Linked DNA regions of Homo sapiens: regions 1 and 3 are each linked to region 2. The links are chromatin loops, found by intact Hi-C in ENCODE. Cell type or tissue: dorsolateral prefrontal cortex. All regions are shown on one strand. Region 1 overlaps NUMB (NUMB endocytic adaptor protein). Region 2 overlaps PSEN1 (presenilin 1). Region 3 overlaps PSEN1 (presenilin 1).

Region 1 (8,000 bases), 110 kb after region 2:
TGGCAGTGTGCACTTGTAAACCTAGCTACTAGGGAGGCTGAGGCAGGAGAATCACTTGAACCCGGGAGGCGGAGGTTGCAATGAGCCTAGATCACACCACTGCACTCCAGCCTGGGCAACAGAGTAAGACTCCATCTCAAACAAAAAAAAATTACTCTTTGTTTCCTCCTCAAAAGTTAAAATGTATATATGATTCGTTATTATGTGCTAGTCATTAAGCTAATATTTTACATGCATCATTTCATTTAATTATCTCAAAAACCCTACGAGTCTGGTATTATCCCCCTATTACAGATGAGAAATCGAAGTTGGTATGTTTTCATTTGCTTGATAGATTTCTAATTTGCTACACAATTAATTTCAACTTTTTTTGAAGGTTTTTTTTTTTTAACTCTCCTGGTAACTCACAGAACATTTTTTAACAAAGATTTTTTTCCCCCTCTATGATGTTTACAATATCACAACATACCTACTATTCTTTCCTCATCTCCCCTTGTTAAAATCTGCTAACCCTTGTTCCTTTTACTCCAGATACCTATATTAGTTTCTTCTCCTTAGCCCAGCTCTCAATAACATTCAGTTTGGTGTAGACAAGCACCCTCCCCTGACCTACAATATAATTATATCCTTTTTAGGACTGGACAGCCATGCCTATGGTGTTGGTACTATTTTTTTTTTTTTTTTTTTTTTTTGAGATGGGGTCTCGCTCTTGTCACCCAGGCTGGAGTGCAATGGTGTGATCTCGGCTCACTGCAACCTCCGGCTCCCAGGTTCAAGCAATTCTCCTGCCTCAGCCTCCCGAGTAGCTGAGATTATAGGTGCCTGCCACCATGCCCGGCTAACTTTTGTATTTTTAGTAGAGACGAGGTTTCACCATGTTGGCTAGGCTGGTCTCGAACTCCTGACCTCTGGTGATCCGCCTGCCTCAGCCTCCCTGTTGGGATTACAGATGTGAGCCACCGCACCCAGCCGGTGTTGGTACTGTTTACCTAGAGTTTGTCTAAAAGACTGCCTTTGCTTTTTTGGTGGCAAAAAAATTTTTTTTTTCACCTAGAAACTGGGAGCCCTCTAAAGGCAGGGAAAGGAAACTGAAATATTCAATTTTGCACACTTAGTGCCTTGTAGGCTGGCAGAATCAGCAGAATGTAACGGGTACTATATTCAGGAGGACCTGAGTTTAAATCCTGTCTGTAAGATTTGGGCAATTTACTTATCCTCTCTGAGCCTCTTTTTTTTTTTTCATCTGTAACACCTACCTCACAGGCTTGTTGTGGGGATTAAATGAAATAATGCATGAATACCTACCACAATGTGGCAAGCAATGTGTAAGTGCTCAATAAATGGTGCCTATTATTACCGGTATTATAAATGTTTGTTAGATGACATGAAAAGTCATTTGGTACACATGACTATGAAGGTTTATTAAAAAGAAAAAGAAAAAGACCCTTGGAGAAAAAGTGTGTAGTTCTTCCAGTAGAAGCAGGGCACTATCTCTGGAGTAAAACTTCCGCTGAGCTCTCTTTCAAAAGAAATGGAGAAACAGCAATTATAGCAGCTCAAATTCTACAAGTCTGTAACTTAAGTTACATAAATTCTTTGCTGACCTCTGAGTCAATATCCACTATTTAGTCAGTATCTCTGAAAACAACTTTTAACTCTTCAATGCCACAAAGGCAAATTTTAAGACACTTGTTATAGAAGATGAACTAAAGAGCTCAAAGGAGTGCCTTTTTCTTTATTAGCCTCTTTGACAGGGCAGAGACTAGGTGAGTCCAGGGCTTCTCAACATTGGCACCACTGACATTTTGGGCTGGATAATCCTTTGTTGTGGGTGCTGTCGTCTACACTGAAGGATGTTTAGTGGCATTCTTGGCATCTAACCACAAGCCAGTAACACCCCCAACCCCCAACTTGTAAAGCCCCAAAATGTCTCCAGACAGTGAAAGACAAACTTTGCCCCAGTTGAGAACCACTACACTAAAGAAAGCATAACCTTTGAACCAATTCTGATGACTACTGCTTTTGGGAAACTGGATGGGTATGCTGATCCTTAACAGTCAAGTGGGAAATAAGGCAGTAGGTTGGGACTACAGAAATTCCTTATAGAATGGGGTGAAAGATGGGCACATGCAGAATGACAAACACAGACATCTTAGAAAACAGGAAGGGCACAAAGACATCGTCGAATGGAGAAATCAATGAATCTAAGACATCAAATAGAGAAATTAATGGGTCTGACCAGGCCTTGGGAAGCTCAGGATGCCAACTTACAGTTAGTGAGCAGTGTACTAAAAGTACTGGTTGTAAAGAGAACAGCTGAGCAGGTCAGAGGGCACCAACCTTGGAAGGTAGGAGATTGTGGTGCCACCACTGTCACTGGTTTGGTCATCGGAGCAGATGAGAAGGGGTCCTCAGGTGTGCTGAAGGCATTGGTGATCTGTGAGCACAGGGAGCTGATGCTCTCTGCCTCCCCTTCTACTTCTGGCACTGCAAGGCAAACAGAAAATGGCTCCAGACAGAAAAATGGAATAATCCTGAAATTTGACAGTATGATGCAAGCTGGCACTTTATACTGTATCTCCTGCTTATGTAAGAAAAGGCTCAATTAACTGTATGGCAGGGCTACAAAACCAGTTTCAAAAAATTTACTGGCCACAATTTCATTGGCTTTTCAGATGGGAAAGTATAAAATGTCAACAATTAATGTACTAAGGCACATCTTCCTCCCTTACAAATCCCCAAATTTCTTCATTTCTTCTTCTTATAACACTGTTGAGGATCTGTCCTTTTTGTGCCAAGATGTTCAGCTAGCCAGATCTTTGTAGAAGACATTTGCAACCTGTATGCCTTCCAACGTGTTCTCAAGACTGTGATCTGAATTAGGTTCTGGAGCCTTTAGTAATTCTGTCAGGAAAATGGGTTCAAGTCTGGGCACTAGTGGATGCTTAGTGCTTTTCTCTGTAACAAACTATGACAATGTCATCAATCTCATTTTTCTCCAAAGTCTCCAGTACTAAGCATATGATCTATGATAACATGAAAAAGTGAGCAGAGGTGTAGGACGCTAGGGCCTTTATTCTTAATACTGACTCTAGGATACTTCTGTATCACTGAGGAAGCTAATTATGTGTGCTAAAGCTCTGTTTGCTCATCTGTAAAGAGAATAATAGTTTTTATTCCCTGTCTGCCCTAGAAGGAGACTGAACTGAAATGAGGTACCTCAGCTGAGAACTGAAAAGACCCTCCGTAATCATCTAGTCCAACTATTCTTTAGGCCTAGTTTCATCTGTCAGATGAACTTAACTCTCTGTACTTTTATACCATCAGTAGGAATGGCCTATTGAGACAGTTTCCTCATATTTTGTTATAGCAATGGCTTGACATGTCTCAGAGGGAAGTAAAATAGAGCCCAACAAAAGCACTGACCAGATCTAATACTTTAGCTACAGATTTTATGACGAGGATAGACCTATAGAGGCTGGCATAGCTGTACAGAGGCCACACAAAGGCCTGTGAGACGGTTCTGAAAGGTAATGAATACTTGTGAACAAGTCCACTGTCTGTGATGAACAACAGATCTTAGATGTACACGAAAGACCTGTCTAGAGTTTCCTCCTTATGGAGCCAACCAGCCAGAAGGACAATGAGCACATATCCATTTCTTCTGCTGGTAATGCTATGTGTTTCTAAGGCCTCTTTAATTAATTCCCTGCTGGGTCCCAATGGCAGAATAAGAATAGAAACTTGAGACCCTTGATGTTTGGGAGCAGGTTGGCTGAAAGGCAGTGAATGCACTTACATCAGGACAAACCACAAATCTTATGGCTTAGGCTAGAAATTCCACAATGGCTCTGCTGCCTGTTTGTTGAAGAGAAATTATGGATTCACATCCCCCTCCACGGACCTTAGTTTTCCCACTATGGGAAATGACAAAAGATACAACTATCAACGAACCTCAGGGAAAGAGGAATGCCTAGTTTAATGGGATTAGTGTCTTCATGGGAAGTGATGAGAATGCTTCAGTGCTCGAGTACCCAGTGAGTCAGGTAGATGCTACATTACCTGCATTTTTAATGGGGAAATCAGTCTTCCTCTGCATAGTGGAAGGCAACTCATTGATGCGTAGGGATAGTTGGCGTTTAAAGGGTGACATCTTCTGGCTAAGAGCAGGAAAACCTCGGAAAGAGCCTTGGCGAGCAAGCTGTTCAATTGGAGCATGCCGGCGTGGGATGGCATGAGGATTGTTCATCTCCAGAGAGGTCGTGGCATCAGAAGTAGGAGAGGTGGGAGAGGATGGGGATGGGGCAGTGTTGCCAGGGGCAACTGATGAACCAACGACTATCTTATCTGTTTCAGCTCAAGAAAATAAAGAGAATGAAGACCTTAGCAATGTCTTCAAATAATTTGCGTTTAGAGAGCTGACAAATTCGAAAGCCCTCTAGGTCCTTTTACCCATTTCCTTCCCAGTGTCTCTTAAAACATAAGTTAGAAGCAGGGTTCGGATCCATTTTTCAGACAGATAAAAGGCTTAGTAATGTACTATATGTCACAAAGCATATCTACTAAGACAGAAATGTTAGATCTTTTATTCTCATTCAGTGATTTATAAATTAAGACTGTGAAAAAGATCTTAAAAACTCAGTTCCTATGAATTCCTAATATGTAGTCTTTTAAAGAATGATTCATGATTTTCAATGCTTGTGTGTTAGGGGAGGAGAACTTTGGGAACTGTAGCATTAGAAAGGTCTAAATAAGCATAAGCTTAACCATATATCTTTGATTAGGTGTCAAAGAATGTCATATATAACAGTCTTTATTTATTTATTTATTTATTTATTTATTGTTTGAGATGCAGTTTTGCTCTTTTTGTCCAGGCTGGAGTGCAATGGCACCATCTTGGCTCACTGCAACCTCCACCTCCCAGGTTCAAGTGATTCTCCTGCCTCAGACTCCCAAGTAGCTGGGATTACAGGTGCACACCACCACGCCCAACTCATTTGGTATTTTTAATACACACGAGGTTTTACCATTGTTGGCCAGGCTGGTCATGAACTCCTGACCTCAGGTGATCCACCTGCCTCCGCCTCTCAAGGTGCTGGGATTACAGGTATGAGCCACCACGCCCGACCTAAAGCAGTCTTTAAATCATGCATTTGTGGTTCATTTGAATAAAAGCATGCAGTAGTAAAATTTTGAACTGGATTAAATTTGAGTAAATGTAAGACTGTGGGTACCAGTTGAGTCCCATTCTGATTGTGACAAATCTCAACCACCAACTCTCACAATCCTTTGTAGATCTTGGGACTCAATCTCTTTGCAGTTGTTGTGCATAACAATGAATATTATTTGGTGGTATTAAAGAACATGCTTAATTAGTGAATAGTCTGAAGACCACTAAAGCATATTAGATAACAGTAATACAGGTTAAATTTTCTAGTACAGATAGCATGATTTTTCCCCCCTTTGGCTTCCTGGTGCAAATATTTACAAGAAATGAAAAAAAATCACTATCAATAATTTCATTTCAAATAAAAATATGTATGCTTTTTTTTTGGAGGGGGCTTAAGAATTAGAGCTGTTTGGGTCAGTATTAGTCAATGATGCTAACCAAAAGGGCTGGTTTAAGGTCAGGTGCGGTGGCTCACACCTGTAATCCCAGCACTTTGGGAGGCCAAGGCAGGCAGATCACCTGAGGTCAGGAGTTCAAGACCAGCCTGGCCAACATGGCGAAAGTCCATCTCTACTAAAAATACAAACATTAGCTGGGTGTGGTTGCATTCACCTGTAATCCCAGCTACTCAGGAGGCTGAGGCAGGAGAATCGCTTGAGCCCAGGAGGTGAAGGCGGCAGTCAGCGGAGACTGCGCCACTACATTCCAGCCTGGGCAACAGAACTACACTCTGTCTCAAAAAAAAAAAAAACACCGAAATCAAACCAAAACAACAACAACAAAAATGACTAGTTTAGAACTAAAAGGTTATAGTAAAAAAAATTATCATATATATATATTTGTTTGTTTTTAAGAGACAGGGTTTTGCTGTTACCCAGGCTGGAGGAGTGCAGTGGTATGATCACAGCTCACTGTAACCTTGTACTCCTGGGCTCCAGCAATCCTCTGGTCTCAGCCTCCCAAGCAGCTAGGATTACGGATGTGCACCACCAAATATGGCAATTTTTTTTTTTTTTTTTTTTTTTTTTTTTTTTTAAGGGATAGAGTCTATGTTGCACAGTCTGGTCACAAACTCCTGGCCTCAAGTGATGTTTCCTCCTCAGCCTCCTAAAGTATTGAGATTACAGCTGTAAGCCACTATACCTGGCCTCAAAATTATATTAATGTCTATTAGTTAACTTGAATTGTTTGTGCTTGTCTTGTTGGTTTTAACCCTACTTATATACAAGAATTCAAAAGTATTTTCAAGCCCTATCATTTAGTTGTAAAATATACCCAACTCACATTTATAGACTGCCAACTAACTTGAATGTTTGTACAGGCATTTCTGCTGTGATGCCATGTGTACCTAAATAAAACTCACACTCTATAAAATCACACACTAAATTAAATTAACAGGGCTATAGAAAAAAAGAGTTATAGGCTTACCTCTCAAAATCTATAGACTTTTGTGACTAGAAAGCACTAAAAAACAGCAATAATATCATATAAACAGTATTACTGTTAAATCTCTCTGCTAGCATCATAGTCCGTGGATGCTTTGCAGCCTTAAGCCCTGGGACCTCTGCTGCTTCCTTTAAGATGCAGGTACTTGATTCATTTGCTTCTCAAAGAGATCAGATACATCAGAATTAAAAAGGTATTTCAGGATGGGAGGAAGGGGGTAAGAGATGTCTCTGCAGCTTCTTCAACTGCACTCTGATTCCTCAGATAGCTTACTATAATGGAGTAAATATTTTTGAAGCCATTAAACTAGCCACTCTAAAGGAAGCGGTTTTTAAGATTTTCAACTTTGTTATAAGGTTTTATATTGCTAAGGGTTCTCTTTGATTATGAGAAAATTTACCCCTGGTAGCTTCAAAATAATACCTTGTTGGGAAAAACTGCATTCCATAAATACACACTGTAGAACAGATTGTACCTTTCTTGGCATCTTGCATTTGTTTCATGATCTCCTCTCTTTCTGCTTGTTCAGTGGCTGTTGTGACACGGAATGATCCTTCTCTTGTAAAAGTGGTCCGACTAGCATCAAAAGTAGCAGTCACTCCACATTCCTTCTCCCGCTTCTGCTTGCGCTCTAAACAGGCTGCAAAAGCACAGCCTACTGCATGGCTCAACCTTTCACCCTGTAAGAGCAGATTTTAAAAGCTTTTCAGAATTACACTACTAACAATTACATACAAATAAGTCTTTTGTTTTGTTTTGTTTTTGAGACAGAGTCTTACTGTTACCCAGGCTGGAGTGCAGTGGCGCAGTCTCTGCTCACTGCAACCTCTGCCTCCGGGCTCAAATACTTCTCGTGCCTCAGCCTCCTGAGTAGCTGGGACTACAATCACGCACCACCACACCTGGCTAATTTTTGTATTTTTAGTAGAGATGGGGTTTTGCTATGTTGGGCAGGCTGGTCTCCAACTCCTGGCCTCAAGTGGTCTACCCAATTCAGCCTCCCAAAGTGCTGGGATTACAGGCATGAGCCACCACACTCGGCCCAAATGTCTGTTTTTATGAAAGCAAGATGTTGCAAATTCCAGCTTAAAATTGTTTTAATAGATTAGTATGCCATATTAATTTAAATGAATAAATTTTCTAAGGTAGTGCTTATGATGGTTCAATTCACTGTTACAAGCCTTGGGGTAAAGTGATAACCAGCAACCTGTGCTTTTGTAAGCAGCCATGGAGAACTCTTTATCACTTAGGCTCTGTCATGTCAGCCCTGGCCAACAGCTTAGAAGACTCTATGCAAGGTTTCAAGCCTTGACATGCAAGCTTCTAGTTGCCCTTTGGGGAAGCAGTGGGAATATTTACCAGCCACTTCTAAGAAACTACTGGA
Region 2 (8,000 bases):
GTTATTTACACTTCTCTCCTTGGTCATCTTTTTACTGTATTTTTCCCTCCACAGCTATTTCATCCATTTCTGAGGCCTGAGATTTCATCCATTTCTGAGGCTATAGAGACCAGTGACTTCCTCTGACTCTTCTGAGCTTGAAATTCCTATTGGTAACTGCCATTGGACTTAACTGCCTGGTTATATCTCTAACTAAAGTACTTCTCTCTTCCAGCCTGTTTATCTTATTGTGTTCCATTGTGTTCCTTATCTCTACCAATGCTAGTTCCTTATGCTAGAAATCTCATTCATTGCCACTCAATCAAGTTTGCTAAAAACGAAACATCTGATTGTGTCACTTATTCAACCTTACCAATTTTTTTTTTTTTTTGAGCCTTGCTTTGTCACCCATAGTGGCACGATCTCTGCTCACTGCAGCCTCCACCACCCAGGTTCAGGTGATTCTCCTGCCGTAGCCTCATGAGTAGCTGGGATTACAGGCATGTGCCACCATGCCCGACTAATTTTTATATTTTTAGTAGAGACGGGGTTTCACCATGTTGGCCAGGCTGGTCTCAAACTCCTGACCTCAAGTGATCTGCCCACCTTGGCCTCCCAAAGTGCTGGGATTTCAGGCGCCTGGCCTGTTACTTGATTATATGCTAAACAAGGGGTGGATTATTCATGAGTTTTCTGGGAAAGAGGTGGGCAATTCCCGGAACTGAGGATCCCTCCCCTTTTTAGACCATACAAGGTAACTTCCGGACGTTGCCATGGCATCTGTAAACTGTCATGGTGTTGGCGGGGAGTGTCTTTTAGCATGCTAATGTATTATAATTAGCGTATAGTGAGCAGTGAGGATAACCAGAGGTCACTCTCCTCACCATCTTGGTTTTGGTGGGTTTTGGCCAGCTTCTTTATTGCAACCAGTTTTATCAGCAAGATCTTTATGAGCTGTATCTTGTGCTGACTTCCTATCTCATCCCGTAACTAAGAGTACCTAACCTCCTGCAAATGCAGCCCAGTAGGTCTTGGCCTTATTTTACCCAGCCCCTATTCAAGATAGAGTTGCTCTGGTCCAAACGCCTCTGACACAAGGATTTTAAAGTCTTATTAATTAAGGTAAGATAGTTCCTTGCATATGTGGTCTGAAATCACAGAAAGCTGAATTTGAAAAAGGTGCTTGGAGCTGCAGCCAGTAAACAAGTTTTCATGCAGGTGTCAGTATTTAAGGTACATCTCAAAGGATAAGTACAATTGTGTATGTTGGGATGAACAGAGAGAATGGAGCAAGCCAAGACCCAGGTAAAAGAGAGGACCTGAATGCCTTCAGTGAACAATGATAGATAATCTAGACTTTTAAACTGCATACTTCCTGTACATTGTTTTTTCTTGCTTCAGGTTTTTAGAACTCATAGTGACGGGTCTGTTGTTAATCCCAGGTCTAACCGTTACCTTGATTCTGCTGAGAATCTGATTTACTGAAAATGTTTTTCTTGTGCTTATAGAATGACAATAGAGAACGGCAGGAGCACAACGACAGACGGAGCCTTGGCCACCCTGAGCCATTATCTAATGGACGACCCCAGGGTAACTCCCGGCAGGTGGTGGAGCAAGATGAGGAAGAAGATGAGGAGCTGACATTGAAATATGGCGCCAAGCATGTGATCATGCTCTTTGTCCCTGTGACTCTCTGCATGGTGGTGGTCGTGGCTACCATTAAGTCAGTCAGCTTTTATACCCGGAAGGATGGGCAGCTGTACGTATGAGTTTTGTTTTATTATTCTCAAAGCCAGTGTGGCTTTTCTTTACAGCATGTCATCATCACCTTGAAGGCCTCTGCATTGAAGGGGCATGACTTAGCTGGAGAGCCCATCCTCTGTGATGGTCAGGAGCAGTTGAGAGAGCGAGGGGTTATTACTTCATGTTTTAAGTGGAGAAAAGGAACACTGCAGAAGTATGTTTCCTGTATGGTATTACTGGATAGGGCTGAAGTTATGCTGAATTGAACACATAAATTCTTTTCCACCTCAGGGCCATTGGGCGCCCATTGCTCTTCTGCCTAGAATATTCTTTCCTTTTCTAACTTTGGTGGATTAAATTCCTGTCATCCCCCTCCTCTTGGTGTTATATATAAAGTTTTGGTGCCGCAAAAGAAGTAGCACTCGAATATAAAATTTTCCTTTTAATTCTCAGCAAGGCAAGTTACTTCTATATAGAAGGGTGCACCCTTACAGATGGAACAATGGCAAGCGCACATTTGGACAAGGGAGGGGAAAGGGTTCTTATCCCTGACACACGTGGTCCCTGCTGCTGTGTTCTTCCCCTACTGACTAGGGTTAGACTGCACAGGCTAAACTAATTCCAATTGGCTAATTTAAAGAGAATGATGGGGTGAGTGCTTTGGCAGGAGTCAGGGAAGAGCAGGTAGCAGGTAACTGGAATGAGGGTGGAGCAGGTAATGGAAAAACATTGCTTTACGAGGAAGTTAAGTTTAAAAGTAGAAGGCAAAGAATTGAACATACTGGCGTATTAATTCTTTGAAATTTAGAACTCACATCTAACATTGGCTTAAATGTTAAATCCTCAAAGATAACATTCCTGTTTCTCCTAACACGATTAAGTCCTTCTTGGTATCTTTTCTCATAGCAACTTGTCCTTTCTCACTTGTCACAATTTGCAAATATATATTTATTTACATTGTTTATTTAATGCCTAATTTCCTTCTTTATTGCAAGGCCTGTGAGGGTACTGAGTCTCCAGGGTGAGGTGTATAATAAATGGCCAAACGAATTGTTAATTGAAAGGATGAACAACTAATTCAAGCCAGCACTCTCTAGACTCCTGGGGGGCTATCATGTGGGTTCCCTGGTGCTGCTGATGTCAGCCCTTGGCCTCCAAGAAAAATGCTTGATTCAAATGTCATCTAGTTCCATCTCTACGACTCTCATGGGGTCCAAAGAAGAGTTTTAATTGAGTTTTAGAATTTGAAGTTGTGAAGTGTCTGAAAAACTACATGGTGTTCTGAAAGCCAAACTTTTAGCCTTTTGGGAGAGCATCTAAGACAGCAGGTGAAGGGCAGGGGTTAGAACTAGAGGGATTGAAGAATATTATCCATATAGGTTAGGGTTAGGTTTGGCAACGTATTATAGAACAAACATTGGCAAGCTACAGCCACAGGCCAGATCTGTCTGCTACCTTTCCACAAAGGTGTAATAACAAAGTTATTCACAAATTTGTGAATAAACTTTCATTGGAAAGTGACCACGCTCCTTGGTTTATACATTGTCTGTGGCTGCTTTCACACTACAGTAGCACAGTTGAGTGTTTGCACTGGAGACCATATGACCCATAGAGCTTAAAATATTCAGTCTGGCTTTTTACAGAGATGTTTCTGACTTTGTTAATAGAAAATCAAAACAACTGGTTTAAATAATGCACATACTTTCTCTCTCATAGAGTAGTGCAGAGGTAGGCAGTCCAGATTAGTACGGTGGCTTCACGTTCATCAAGGACTCAATCTCCTTCTTTCTTCTTTAGCTTCTAACCTCTAGCTTACTTCAGGGTCCAGGCTGGAGCCCTAGCCTTCATTCTGACAGTAGGAAGGAGTAGGGGAGAAAAGAACATAGGACATGTCAGCAGAATTCTCTCCTTAGAAGTTCCATACACAACACATCTCCCTAGAAGTCATTGCCCTTACTTGTTCTCATAGCCATCCTAAATATAAGGGAGTCAGAAGTAAAGTCTTTTTGGCTGGGAATATTGGCACCTGGAATAAAAATGTTTTTCTGTGAATGAGAAACAAGGGGAAGATGGATATGTGACATTATCTTAAGACAACTCCAGTTGCAATTACTCTGCAGATGAGAGGCACTAATTATAAGCCATATTACCTTTCTTCTGACAACCACTTGTCAGCCCACGTGGTTTCTGTGGCAGAATCTGGTTCTATAACAAGTTCCTAATAAGCTGTAGCCAAAAAAATTTGATGAGGTATTATAATTATTTCAATATAAAGCACCCACTAGATGGAGCCAGTGTCTGCTTCACATGTTAAGTCCTTCTTTCCATATGTTAGACATTTTCTTTGAAGCAATTTTAGAGTGTAGCTGTTTTTCTCAGGTTAAAAATTCTTAGCTAGATTGGTGAGTTGGGGAAAAGTGACTTATAAGATACGAATTGAATTAAGAAAAAGAAAATTCTGTGTTGGAGGTGGTAATGTGGTTGGTGATCTCCATTAACACTGACCTAGGGCTTTTGTGTTTGTTTTATTGTAGAATCTATACCCCATTCACAGAAGATACCGAGACTGTGGGCCAGAGAGCCCTGCACTCAATTCTGAATGCTGCCATCATGATCAGTGTCATTGTTGTCATGACTATCCTCCTGGTGGTTCTGTATAAATACAGGTGCTATAAGGTGAGCATGAGACACAGATCTTTGCTTTCCACCCTGTTCTTCTTATGGTTGGGTATTCTTGTCACAGTAACTTAACTGATCTAGGAAAGAAAAAATGTTTTGTCTTCTAGAGATAAGTTAATTTTTAGTTTTCTTCCTCCTCACTGTGGAACATTCAAAAAATACAAAAAGGAAGCCAGGTGCATGTGTAATGCCAGGCTCAGAGGCTGAGGCAGGAGGATCACTTGGGCCCAGGAGTTCACAAGCAGCTTGGGCAACGTAGCAAGACCCTGCCTCTATTAAAGAAAACAAAAAACAAATATTGGAAGTATTTTATATGCATGGAATCTATATGTCATGAAAAAATTAGTGTAAAATATATATATTATGATTAGTTATCAAGATTTAGTGATAATTTATGTTATTTTGGATTTCAATGCCTTTTTAGGCCATTGTCTCAAAAAATAAAAGCAGAAAACAAAAAAAGTTGTAACTGAAAAATAAACATTTCCATATAATAGCACAATCTAAGTGGGTTTTTGTTTGTTTGTTTGTTTGTTGAAGCAGGGCCTTGCCCTGTCACCCAGGCTGGAGTGAAGTGCAGTGGCACGATTTTGGCTCACTGCAGACTCAACCCACCAGTTTCAAGCGATTCTCCTGCCTCTGCCTCCCAAATAGCTGGGATTACAGGTGTGTGCCACCACACTCGGCTAATTTTTGTATTTTTAGTAGAGACAGGGTTTCACCATGTTGACCACACTGGTCTCGAACTCCTGGCCTCAAGTGATCTGCCCACCTTGGTCTCCCAAAGTGCTGGGATTACAGGCATGAGCCACTGCGCCCGGCCCTAAGTGGTTTTAATATTTTGATTGACAGTATACTGAAGAAATATACTCTAAGACCTTTATGAATCTCCTCATTCACAAATAACACTGTAGGATATAATGGTCCCTATAAAATACGGTATAACTAAAATCAGATTTTTATATTGGAGTACAGAACAATAAAGCCATCTTCAGATGCTGGTATTAAACTCACTGGTGACTGGTCACACCTTGCCTAAACTGGTAGCCACCATGCATCCTCTCACCATCTCCACTGTACTACTTCCTTCCTTGGGAAGTCGGGCGCTGGGAGGTTGTACAGGAAAGATACAGACCCACCCTTCTCAGCCTCTCCTCCCCTAGCTCGCTCTTTTGCCAAAGTGACCTACTGCTGAGTTTCAAAGTGACCTACTGCTGAGTTTCAGCCAACTAGCACGTTTCAGATTCATACCTTAGAAAAAATTACACATTATCACAAGTCATGCACCTTTTAAGGTCATTTTCAAATAATAGAAATTATAAGTGTTCGGCCAGGCATGGTGGCTCATGCCTGTAATCCCAGCACTTTGGGAGGCCAAGGCAGGAGGATTGCTTGAGGTCAGGAGTTTTTTTTGTTTTTTTGTTTTTTTCCCCGAGACGAAGTCTCGCTCTTGTCCCGCAGGCTGGAGTGTGACAGCGCGATCTTGGCTCACTGCAAGCTGTGCCTCCTGGGTTCAAGCGATTCTTCTGCCTCAGCCCCCCGAGTAGCTGGGATTACAGGCGCCTGCCACCACACCCGGCTAATTTTTGTATTTTTAGTAGAGACTGGGTTTTACCGTGTTGGCCAGGCTGGTCTAGAACTCCTGACCTCAGGTGATCCACCCACCTCGGCCTCGCAAGGGCTGGGATTACAGGCGTGAGCCACCATACCTGGCCGAGGTCAGGGGTTTGAGACCAGCCTGAGCAACATAGTAAGACCTATCTCTACCAAAAAAAAAAAAAATTAACTTTCCAAATGTAGGAGTCTACTCTGTTTCCTTCTAGTATTTATTTCTGTATACTTTTCTAACATGGTTAAAATGTGTAATCAATATGTGTCCTTTTACTTTGGTGTGAACATTTTTTCTATTATAAATTCTTAGAAAATATTTCTATGGCTATGAGATATTTGATTCAAGTGCCTTGTAATTTACTTCTCAAATGTCCCTGATGTTGGACATTTGTTTCTAGTGTTTCACTATTTTAAAAAACAGTAATATCTGTCTTTATGCTTAGAGCTTTTTCAGTTTTTCAAATTATTTCCTTAGGGTAAAATCCTAGAAGTAGAATTTTTGGGGCAAATTATCTACATATTTATAACTGTCTTGGTATTCAAAATCTCGTTTTCAAAAAGCTTATATCAATTTGTACTTAACACCAGTAGTGAATGAGAGTATCTGTCGTACCCCACCAGTGCTGAATTTCTTTTTTAAAACTGTGCTGGTTTTTATAGGTAAAGAAAATGTCTTAATTTGCATTTAGTTGGTTACTAGTAATATCACATACCTTTTCAATGCTTGTGAACTTTAAGCTTATACAGAGTTTAACCTTGCATGTTGAACATTTGAGTGAGTGGAAGTGTTAAGTGATGGCCATCTGTATAATCTATTAGTAATGTATGGAGACCATTAAAGATGACAGGTATGTGTGATGATGACAGGTTGTTACCAACACTCAGAAGGCCAAAAAGCAAGTGATATAAACCCATGCTGGGAAGCATTCACCTCCCCCACTTTAAAAATGCTAGTTTCTTAATTCCTTTTCTTTATCCCTTTTTTTGTCTGCACGTGTTTACTTGCCTTTAGTTTCCCTGCTTTAGTAGGCTGACCTTGTGACTTTTACCAGGATCCCATTATACTTTTGTTCTTCTGTTTATTTCTCAGATTTTATTGGAGGGTGGAATTCTACTTTTTCTTTCTTATAATCTAGAATTTACATTCAGATTTCCTGCCTTTCCCTTACAAAATACCTGTGTAGTTGGATAGGTGGAGCTCTGGACTCAGAGTTCTTTCTTCTAGTAATCTTAGGAAATTATTTAATTTTTCTGTGTTTTCATATTTTCACACATAAAAGAGAAAACACCATTTCTAAACTACCTCTTCTTTTCTCTGCTTTTAAGCATGTAAAGGTTTTCCCAATCTTGGGCAGTGACATGTACAGGACAGTATAGCTTTACATCTGCCTTGTTTTAATTAAACACTAGTTCTTTGAGGTAACCCCTACTATTATCCCAGTTTTATGGATGAGGCACTGAGGCAGGGGTCACACAGCTAGTGTGGGTCAGAACCTAATGGGTCAGAATGGACATTTGAGTCCAGAGTTTGGCCTGGATTGACACACATAGCTATTACGTAAGATTCCTCTCAAATTCAGTCCTCAGCTCCCTGAAGTGTGGGTTCTCTTTTCATGCCTCCATGGAAACTGCGTATCATGTGGTTACCAGTTTTTCCTTTGGTCGTATCTGCTGACCTTTTTGAACCTAATTTTTTCTGGACCTTATTGCCATTTGACTTATTTATTGCCTCCCACTTGACACTGATTCTGGCTTTTGCTTTTCTTCCTACTTTGGTCCTTTTTGCAGTTTTCTAAAGCTAACCAGCCATGACTCTCAGATGATGGACTTTTTCGTCTCTCCCATTACTTCTTGGGAAATTATATTTTAATCTCATGGTTTAAATTTTCATCCTTAAATATAACTTTTAATGTAGTATTTTTAGCCCAGAAGGGCCCATGGTTGGTTTGTTTTCTCCTTTGCATATCTCTTCTACTCAGATACCTGGT
Region 3 (8,000 bases), 49 kb after region 2:
AGCAGTGTACTCCTCATAAATAAACTTTTAGTTTATTTTATTTTTTAAACACTGCAGCCTCATCATGCTTCACGGAGGAGCCTGTGCGGGAAGAATGCTCCCACACAGCATAAAGAATGCTCCCGCACAGCATAGAGAATGCCCCCGCACAGCATAGAGAAGCCCCCGCACAGCATAGAGAATGCCCCCGCACAGCATAGAGAAGCCCCCGCACAGCATAGAGAATGCTCTTCACCTCTGGGTTTTTAACCAGCCAAACTAAAATCACAGAGGCCAACACATCATTTAAGATAGAAATTTCTGTATCTTTTAATTTTTTTCAAAGTAGTTTTACTTATTTTCAGATTCTATTTCTTTACTAGAATTAAGGGATAAAATAACAATGTGTGCATAATGAACCCTATGAAACAAACAAAAGCTAGGTTTTTTTCATAGCTCTTCTTCCAGATTGAATGAACGTCTGTTCTAAAATTTAACCCCAAAAGGAAAATATTCAGTTAACTATGTTAAAAACCAAGACTTGTGATTGAGTTTTGCCTGAAAATGCTTTCATAATTATGTGTGAATGTGTGTCTTTCCCATCTTCTCCACAGGGTTTGTGCCTTACATTATTACTCCTTGCCATTTTCAAGAAAGCATTGCCAGCTCTTCCAATCTCCATCACCTTTGGGCTTGTTTTCTACTTTGCCACAGATTATCTTGTACAGCCTTTTATGGACCAATTAGCATTCCATCAATTTTATATCTAGCATATTTGCGGTTAGAATCCCATGGATGTTTCTTCTTTGACTATAACAAAATCTGGGGAGGACAAAGGTGATTTTCCTGTGTCCACATCTAACAAAGTCAAGATTCCCGGCTGGACTTTTGCAGCTTCCTTCCAAGTCTTCCTGACCACCTTGCACTATTGGACTTTGGAAGGAGGTGCCTATAGAAAACGATTTTGAACATACTTCATCGCAGTGGACTGTGTCCCTCGGTGCAGAAACTACCAGATTTGAGGGACGAGGTCAAGGAGATATGATAGGCCCGGAAGTTGCTGTGCCCCATCAGCAGCTTGACGCGTGGTCACAGGACGATTTCACTGACACTGCGAACTCTCAGGACTACCGTTACCAAGAGGTTAGGTGAAGTGGTTTAAACCAAACGGAACTCTTCATCTTAAACTACACGTTGAAAATCAACCCAATAATTCTGTATTAACTGAATTCTGAACTTTTCAGGAGGTACTGTGAGGAAGAGCAGGCACCAGCAGCAGAATGGGGAATGGAGAGGTGGGCAGGGGTTCCAGCTTCCCTTTGATTTTTTGCTGCAGACTCATCCTTTTTAAATGAGACTTGTTTTCCCCTCTCTTTGAGTCAAGTCAAATATGTAGATTGCCTTTGGCAATTCTTCTTCTCAAGCACTGACACTCATTACCGTCTGTGATTGCCATTTCTTCCCAAGGCCAGTCTGAACCTGAGGTTGCTTTATCCTAAAAGTTTTAACCTCAGGTTCCAAATTCAGTAAATTTTGGAAACAGTACAGCTATTTCTCATCAATTCTCTATCATGTTGAAGTCAAATTTGGATTTTCCACCAAATTCTGAATTTGTAGACATACTTGTACGCTCACTTGCCCCAGATGCCTCCTCTGTCCTCATTCTTCTCTCCCACACAAGCAGTCTTTTTCTACAGCCAGTAAGGCAGCTCTGTCGTGGTAGCAGATGGTCCCATTATTCTAGGGTCTTACTCTTTGTATGATGAAAAGAATGTGTTATGAATCGGTGCTGTCAGCCCTGCTGTCAGACCTTCTTCCACAGCAAATGAGATGTATGCCCAAAGACGGTAGAATTAAAGAAGAGTAAAATGGCTGTTGAAGCACTTTCTGTCCTGGTATTTTGTTTTTGCTTTTGCCACACAGTAGCTCAGAATTTGAACAAATAGCCAAAAGCTGGTGGTTGATGAATTATGAACTAGTTGTATCAACACAAAGCAAGAGTTGGGGAAAGCCATATTTAACTTGGTGAGCTGTGGGAGAACCTGGTGGCAGAAGGAGAACCAACTGCCAAGGGGAAAGAGAAGGGGCCTCCAGCAGCGAAGGGGATACAGTGAGCTAATGATGTCAAGGAGGAGTTTCAGGTTATTCTCGTCAGCTCCACAAATGGGTGCTTTGTGGTCTCTGCCCGCGTTACCTTTCCTCTCAATGTACCTTTGTGTGAACTGGGCAGTGGAGGTGCCTGCTGCAGTTACCATGGAGTTCAGGCTCTGGGCAGCTCAGTCAGGCAAAACACACAAACAGCCATCAGCCTGTGTGGGCTCAGGGCACCTCTGGACAAAGGCTTGTGGGGCATAACCTTCTTTACCACAGAGAGCCCTTAGCTATGCTGATCAGACCGTAAGCGTTTATGAGAAACTTAGTTTCCTCCTGTGGCTGAGGAGGGGCCAGCTTTTTCTTCTTTTGCCTGCTGTTTTCTCTCCCAATCTATGATATGATATGACCTGGTTTGGGGCTGTCTTTGGTGTTTAGAATATTTGTTTTCTGTCCCAGGATATTTCTTATAAGAACCTAACTTCAAGAGTAGTGTGCGAGTACTGATCTGAATTTAAATTAAAATTGGCTTATATTAGGCAGTCACAGACAGGAAAAATAAGAGCTATGCAAAGAAAGGGGGATTTAAAGTAGTAGGTTCTATCATCTCAATTCATTTTTTTCCATGAAATCCCTTCTTCCAAGATTCATTCCCTCTCTCAGACATGTGCTAGCATGGGTATTATCATTGAGAAAGCACAGCTACAGCAAAGCCACCTGAATAGCAATTTGTGATTGGAAGCATTCTTGAGGGATCCCTAATCTAGAGTAATTTATTTGTGTAAGGATCCCAAATGTGTTGCACCTTTCATGATACATTTCTTCTCTGAAGAGGGTACGTGGGGTGTGTGTATTTAAATCCATCCTATGTATTACTGATTGTCCTGTGTAGAAAGATGGCAATTATTCTGTCTCTTTCTCCAAGTTTGAGCCACATCTCAGCCACATTGTTAGACAGTGTACAGAGAACCTATCTTTCCTTTTTTTTTTTTTAAAGGACAGGATTTTGCTGTGTTGCCCAGGCTAGACTTGAACTCCTGGGCTCAAGTAATCCACCTCAGCCTGAGTAGCTGAGACTACAGCCCATCTTATTTCTTTAAATCATTCATCTCAGGCAGAGAACTTTTCCCTCAAACATTCTTTTTAGAATTAGTTCAGTCATTCCTAAAACATCCAAATGCTAGTCTTCCACCATGAAAAATAGATTGTCACTGGAAAGAACAGTAGCAATTTCCATAAGGATGTGCCTTCACTCACACGGGACAGGCGGTGGTTATAGAGTCGGGCAAAACCAGCAGTAGAGTATGACCAGCCAAGCCAATCTGCTTAATAAAAAGATGGAAGACAGTAAGGAAGGAAAGTAGCCACTAAGAGTCTGAGTCTGACTGGGCTACAGAATAAAGGGTATTTATGGACAGAATGTCATTACATGCCTATGGGAATACCAATCATATTTGGAAGATTTGCAGATTTTTTTTCAGAGAGGAAAGACTCACCTTCCTGTTTTTGGTTCTCAGTAGGTTCGTGTGTGTTCCTAGAATCACAGCTCTGACTCCAAATGACTCAATTTCTCAATTAGAAAAAGTAGAAGCTTTCTAAGCAACTTGGAAGAAAACAGTCATAAGTAAGCAATTTGTTGATTTTACTACAGAAGCAACAACTGAAGAGGCAGTGTTTTTACTTTCAGACTCCGGGATTCCCATTCTGTAGTCTCTCTGCTTTTAAAAACCCTCCTTTTGCAATAGATGCCCAAACAGATGATGTTTATTACTTGTTATTTACGTGGCCTCAGACAGTGTATGTATTCTCGATATAACTTGTAGAGTGTGAAATATAAGTTTAACTACCAAATAAGGTCTCCCAGGGTTAGATGACTGCGGGAAGCCTTTGATCCCAACCCCCAAGGCTTTGTATATTTGATCATTTGTGATCTAACCCTGGAAGAAAAAGAGCTCAGAAACCACTATGAAAAAATTTGTTCAGTGTTTTCTGTGTTCCCGTAGGTTCTGGAGTCTGAGGATGCAAAGATGAATAAGATAAATTCTCAGAATGTAGTTATAATCTCTTGTTTTCTGGTATATGCCATCTTTCTTTAACTTCTCTAAAATATTGGGTATTTGTCAAATAACCACTTTTAACAGTTACCATTACTGAGGGCTTATACATTGGTGTTATAAAAGTGACTTGATTCAGAAATCAATCCATTCAGTAAAGTACTCCTTCTCTAAATTTGCTGTTATGTCTATAAGGAACAGTTTGACCTGCCCTTCTCCTCACCTCCTCACCTGCCTTCCAACATTGAATTTGGAAGGAGACGTGAAAATTGGACATTTGGTTTTGCCCTTGGGCTGGAAACTATCATATAATCATAAGTTTGAGCCTAGAAGTGATCCTTGTGATCTTCTCACCTCTTTAAATTCCCACAACACAAGAGATTAAAAACAGAGGTTTCAGCTCTTCATAGTGCGTTGTGAAATGGCTGGCCAGAGTGTACCAACAAAGCTGTCATCGGGCTCACAGCTCAGAGACATCTGCATGTGATCATCTGCATAGTCCTCTCCTCTAACGGGAAACACCTCAGATTTGCATATAAAAAAGCACCCTGGTGCTGAAATGAACCCCTTTCTTGAACATCAAAGCTGTCTCCCACAGCCTTGGGCAGCAGGGTGCCTCTTAGTGGATGTGCTGGGTCCACCCTGAGCCCTGACATGTGGTGGCAGCATTGCCAGTTGGTCTGTGTGTCTGTGTAGCAGGGACGATTTCCCAGAAAGCAATTTTCCTTTTGAAATACGTAATTGTTGAGACTAGGCAGTTTCAAAGTCAGCTGCATATAGTAGCAAGTACAGGACTGTCTTGTTTTTGGTGTCCTTGGAGGTGCTGGGGTGAGGGTTTCAGTGGGATCATTTACTCTCACATGTTGTCTGCCTTCTGCTTCTGTGGACACTGCTTTGTACTTAATTCAGACAGACTGTGAATACACCTTTTTTATAAATACCTTTCAAATTCTTGGTAAGATATAATTTTGATAGCTGATTGCAGATTTTCTGTATTTGTCAGATTAATAAAGACTGCATGAATCCAGCTGTGCTAGTGTTTTTTACATGAAAGTATCATAATGTATAACTGTAACTCACAGAACTGTCTAGCACTTATCAAGAAACAGTTTAGAATACAAAAATTAGCCAGGCGTGGTGGTGGGCGCCTGTAGTCCCAGCTACTCGGAAGGCTGAGGCATGAGAATCGCTTGAACCCAGGAGGCAGAGGTTGCAGTGAGCCGAGATCTCACCACTGCACTCCAGCCTGGGCGACAGAGCAAGACTCTGTCTCAAAAAAAAAAAAGTTTAGAAACAAATGCATTGTTTCTATTCTTAACTCATAAGAAAGTGGTATGGATTATAGCACACCACAGCTCTGAAGAGTGTAATATTAAATCTGTTTATAAAAGCCCCAAAGCAGCTATCCTTAATACATCCTGAAAGATATTTTTTCTAATAACTTTCACATTAATGTAAATATGTCAGAAGAAACTGTAAACTTATAAGACGTATGTTGTACAGTGCAGATATGTGCTGGAGGATTTTTTTTAAAGAAATTAGGTCACACTAATGGGAAAAGGCAACATTACTTTTATTGACCTGGTAGAGCATAGAATGTCCTCTCACTCCATTCCCCAAACTTGATAAAACGTTTTGTTTCTAAACAGTAAATAACATACAATCTGGAAATGATTGATCAGAAATACATTTATGGCAGAAAAACCACAGTTGGCCATGGTCTTCAGAAGGGGGCAGATAAGACATTGATGTGTTCCCGGCTACATCTGCTAAGGGCATCAGGAAGCAGGGAGTGTTTATTCCCTCCTTTGAGAATTGGAGGCATCATTTGTTTTCATGGCTCTTTTAGGCAGTGTCTGTGGAGTCTCCTACAGAGGCATCAGGACTTGGGAGAGGTTTCTGATTTTTAGGGGTCCTGACAATGGTGTTCTTGTTTTTTTTTTTTGAGACGGAGTCTCGCTCTGTTGCCCAGGCTGGAGTGCAGTGGCGCGATCTCAGCTCACTGCAAGCTCCGCCTCCTGGGTTCATGCCATTCTCCTGCCTCAGCCTCCTGAGTAGCTGGGACTACAGGCGCCCGCCACGCCCGGCTAATTTTTTTGTATTTTTAGTAGAGGCAGGGTTTCACCGTGTTAACCAGGATGGGACAATGGTGATCTTGATGAGAATGAGGACGGACTTTGAGCAGGGTTGAGAAGCAAGGGTAGTGAGGCTGGGTTTCCTGTGTCTCTAGGTAAGTCCCGTAGCTTTCCGTCAGCCCATGCCACACCTTCTTCCTGGGGACCCTTCTGTGTGCGGTGTGGAGAGTAGCTTAGGATCTGGTCAAAAGTGAAATGACAGCATACTTGAGTACGAGTGCAATGTTGACTTGTCAGTTGAATGAGAAAGAGTAAAGGAGAGATCCACAAAAGCAGGGGTTTAAAATCAGAAATTTCTCAGAAAGAAGGTTTGTTGTTGTTTTGGAGACAAGGTCTGGCTCTGTTGCCCAGGCTGGAGTGTAGTAGCGCGATCATGGCTCACTGCGTTGTTGAACTCCTGGGTTCAAAGGATCCACCTCAGCCTCCTGAGTAGCTGGAACTACAGGTGTACACCACCATGCCTGGCTAGTTATTTTTTATTTCGTGTAGAGACTGGGTCTTGCTTTGTTCTCCAGGCTGGTCTTGAACTCCTGGGCTCAAGTGATCCTCTCAGCTCAGCCTCCTGAAGTGCTGAGATTATAGGAGTGAGCCACTGCACCTAGCCAGAAATAAAGTTTTGAACTCAGTTTGGAAAGGGGGAAAAAGCCTGAATTGGCCAAGAAGGCAAAGGACATATACTGTACTAAAAATCAGGAAGACGGAAGTACCTGGGAGACACCTATGGATAATTGGTTTTTGAATAAAGGTGATGATTTATTCAGAGGAAAATCCAATTAGCTAACCAAATCTGTTTTCATATTTACTTAGAATATATCTCCTTCATCACATGACTTGTAGTGACCTAGAGGATGATGACCTAATCTACCACAGGGGTCTTTCAACATGTGGAGTGTCCCATGCTTGGAGAAGGTTGATGTGCTTGCATGGACTGTCCTGTGCCTGGTATGCCACGCCCTTCAAAGGGAGAGACGGGAAAAGCCTCGGGAACCAAATTTGTTCAAGTCCTAATTGTTGGCAGAAAGGGAGACATGCTCTTGCTGCCTCTGTTTCTTCTACTTTTTTTTTTTTTTTTTTTTTTTTGAGATGAAGTCTTTCTCTGTCGCCCAGGCTGGAGTGCTGCAATCTCGGCTCACTGTAGCCTCTGCCTCCCGGGTTCCAGCGATTCTCCTGCCTCAGCCCTCTGGGTAGCTGGGAGTACAGGCACATGCCAACACGCCCTGCTAATTTTTTTTTTTTTTTCATATTTTTAGTAGAGATGGGATTTCACCATGCTGGCCAGACTCGTCTCGAACTCCTGACCTCAGGTGATCCGCCCGCCTCGGCCTCCCAAAGTGCTGGGATTACAGGCATGAGCCACCGTGCCTGGCCTGCTTTTTTTTTTTTTTTTAAATTGCATAGGATTTGATATAGACTATACATAACCCAAGGTCAATTTCTCGTGCATAAGAGGAAAGGATTTTCTTACCCTTATGGAGTAAACCTATAGCATACCTCAAGGTGGACCTGTCGGTGAAAGTCTGATTGTGATTTGTTTTCTCGGTCGTAGACTAAACTCAAGGATAGAGTACACATATGATGTAAAGGGGAAGCAAGACTGGAGCTAAACATGATACTACATTTAAATACCTGAATTTAAGAGAGTGCTTTCAGGGCTAGTGCATCTCCATGCAGGGGTGGAGACATAGTGTTCTTCCAAATGCTCGATGAGAAACCGAAGAGAGAAATTTGGAACTTTGTCTGG

What was found. Peaks named below come from ENCODE experiments on the same cell type or tissue, not always from the same donor. Only the 100,000 strongest peaks of a DNase experiment are listed, where the experiment ranks them.
Region 1: it touches region 2 in a loop (4-fold over the local background); 32 of 110 quality-filtered maps call a loop at or near these places.
Region 3: it touches region 2 in a loop (2.5-fold over the local background); 4 of 110 quality-filtered maps call a loop at or near these places.

The regions. Positions count from the first base shown.
Region 1 is chr14:73,280,019-73,288,018 of GRCh38, forward strand. NUMB (NUMB endocytic adaptor protein) reads right to left here. Exons shown (of 13, transcript NM_001005743.2): 9 at 7,092-7,296; 10 at 4,063-4,356; 11 at 2,341-2,487. Among named protein-coding and RNA genes, the nearest start is that of PAPLN-AS1, 38 kb to the left of the region's middle. In dorsolateral prefrontal cortex, CTCF peaks have their summits at 4,185 (motif pointing left) and 4,388; a DNase peak (open chromatin) is centred at 4,202.
Region 2 is chr14:73,169,310-73,177,309 of GRCh38, forward strand. PSEN1 (presenilin 1) reads left to right here. Exons shown (of 12, transcript NM_000021.4): 4 at 1,488-1,738; 5 at 4,257-4,398. Among named protein-coding and RNA genes, the nearest start is that of PSEN1, 37 kb to the left of the region's middle. RefSeq lists enhancers at 1-7, 8-944, 1,217-1,795. In dorsolateral prefrontal cortex, a CTCF peak has its summit at 4,023 (motif pointing right); no DNase peak of the experiment used is centred here; H3K4me3 peaks cover 155 bases; H3K27ac peaks cover 5,946 bases.
Region 3 is chr14:73,218,541-73,226,540 of GRCh38, forward strand. It overlaps PSEN1 (presenilin 1), which reads left to right. Exons shown (of 12, transcript NM_000021.4): 12 at 594-5,151. The coding sequence ends at 749. Among named protein-coding and RNA genes, the nearest start is that of PAPLN, 15 kb to the right of the region's middle. RefSeq lists an enhancer at 4,395-4,907. In dorsolateral prefrontal cortex, a CTCF peak has its summit at 4,753; a DNase peak (open chromatin) is centred at 4,753; H3K27ac peaks cover 2,494 bases.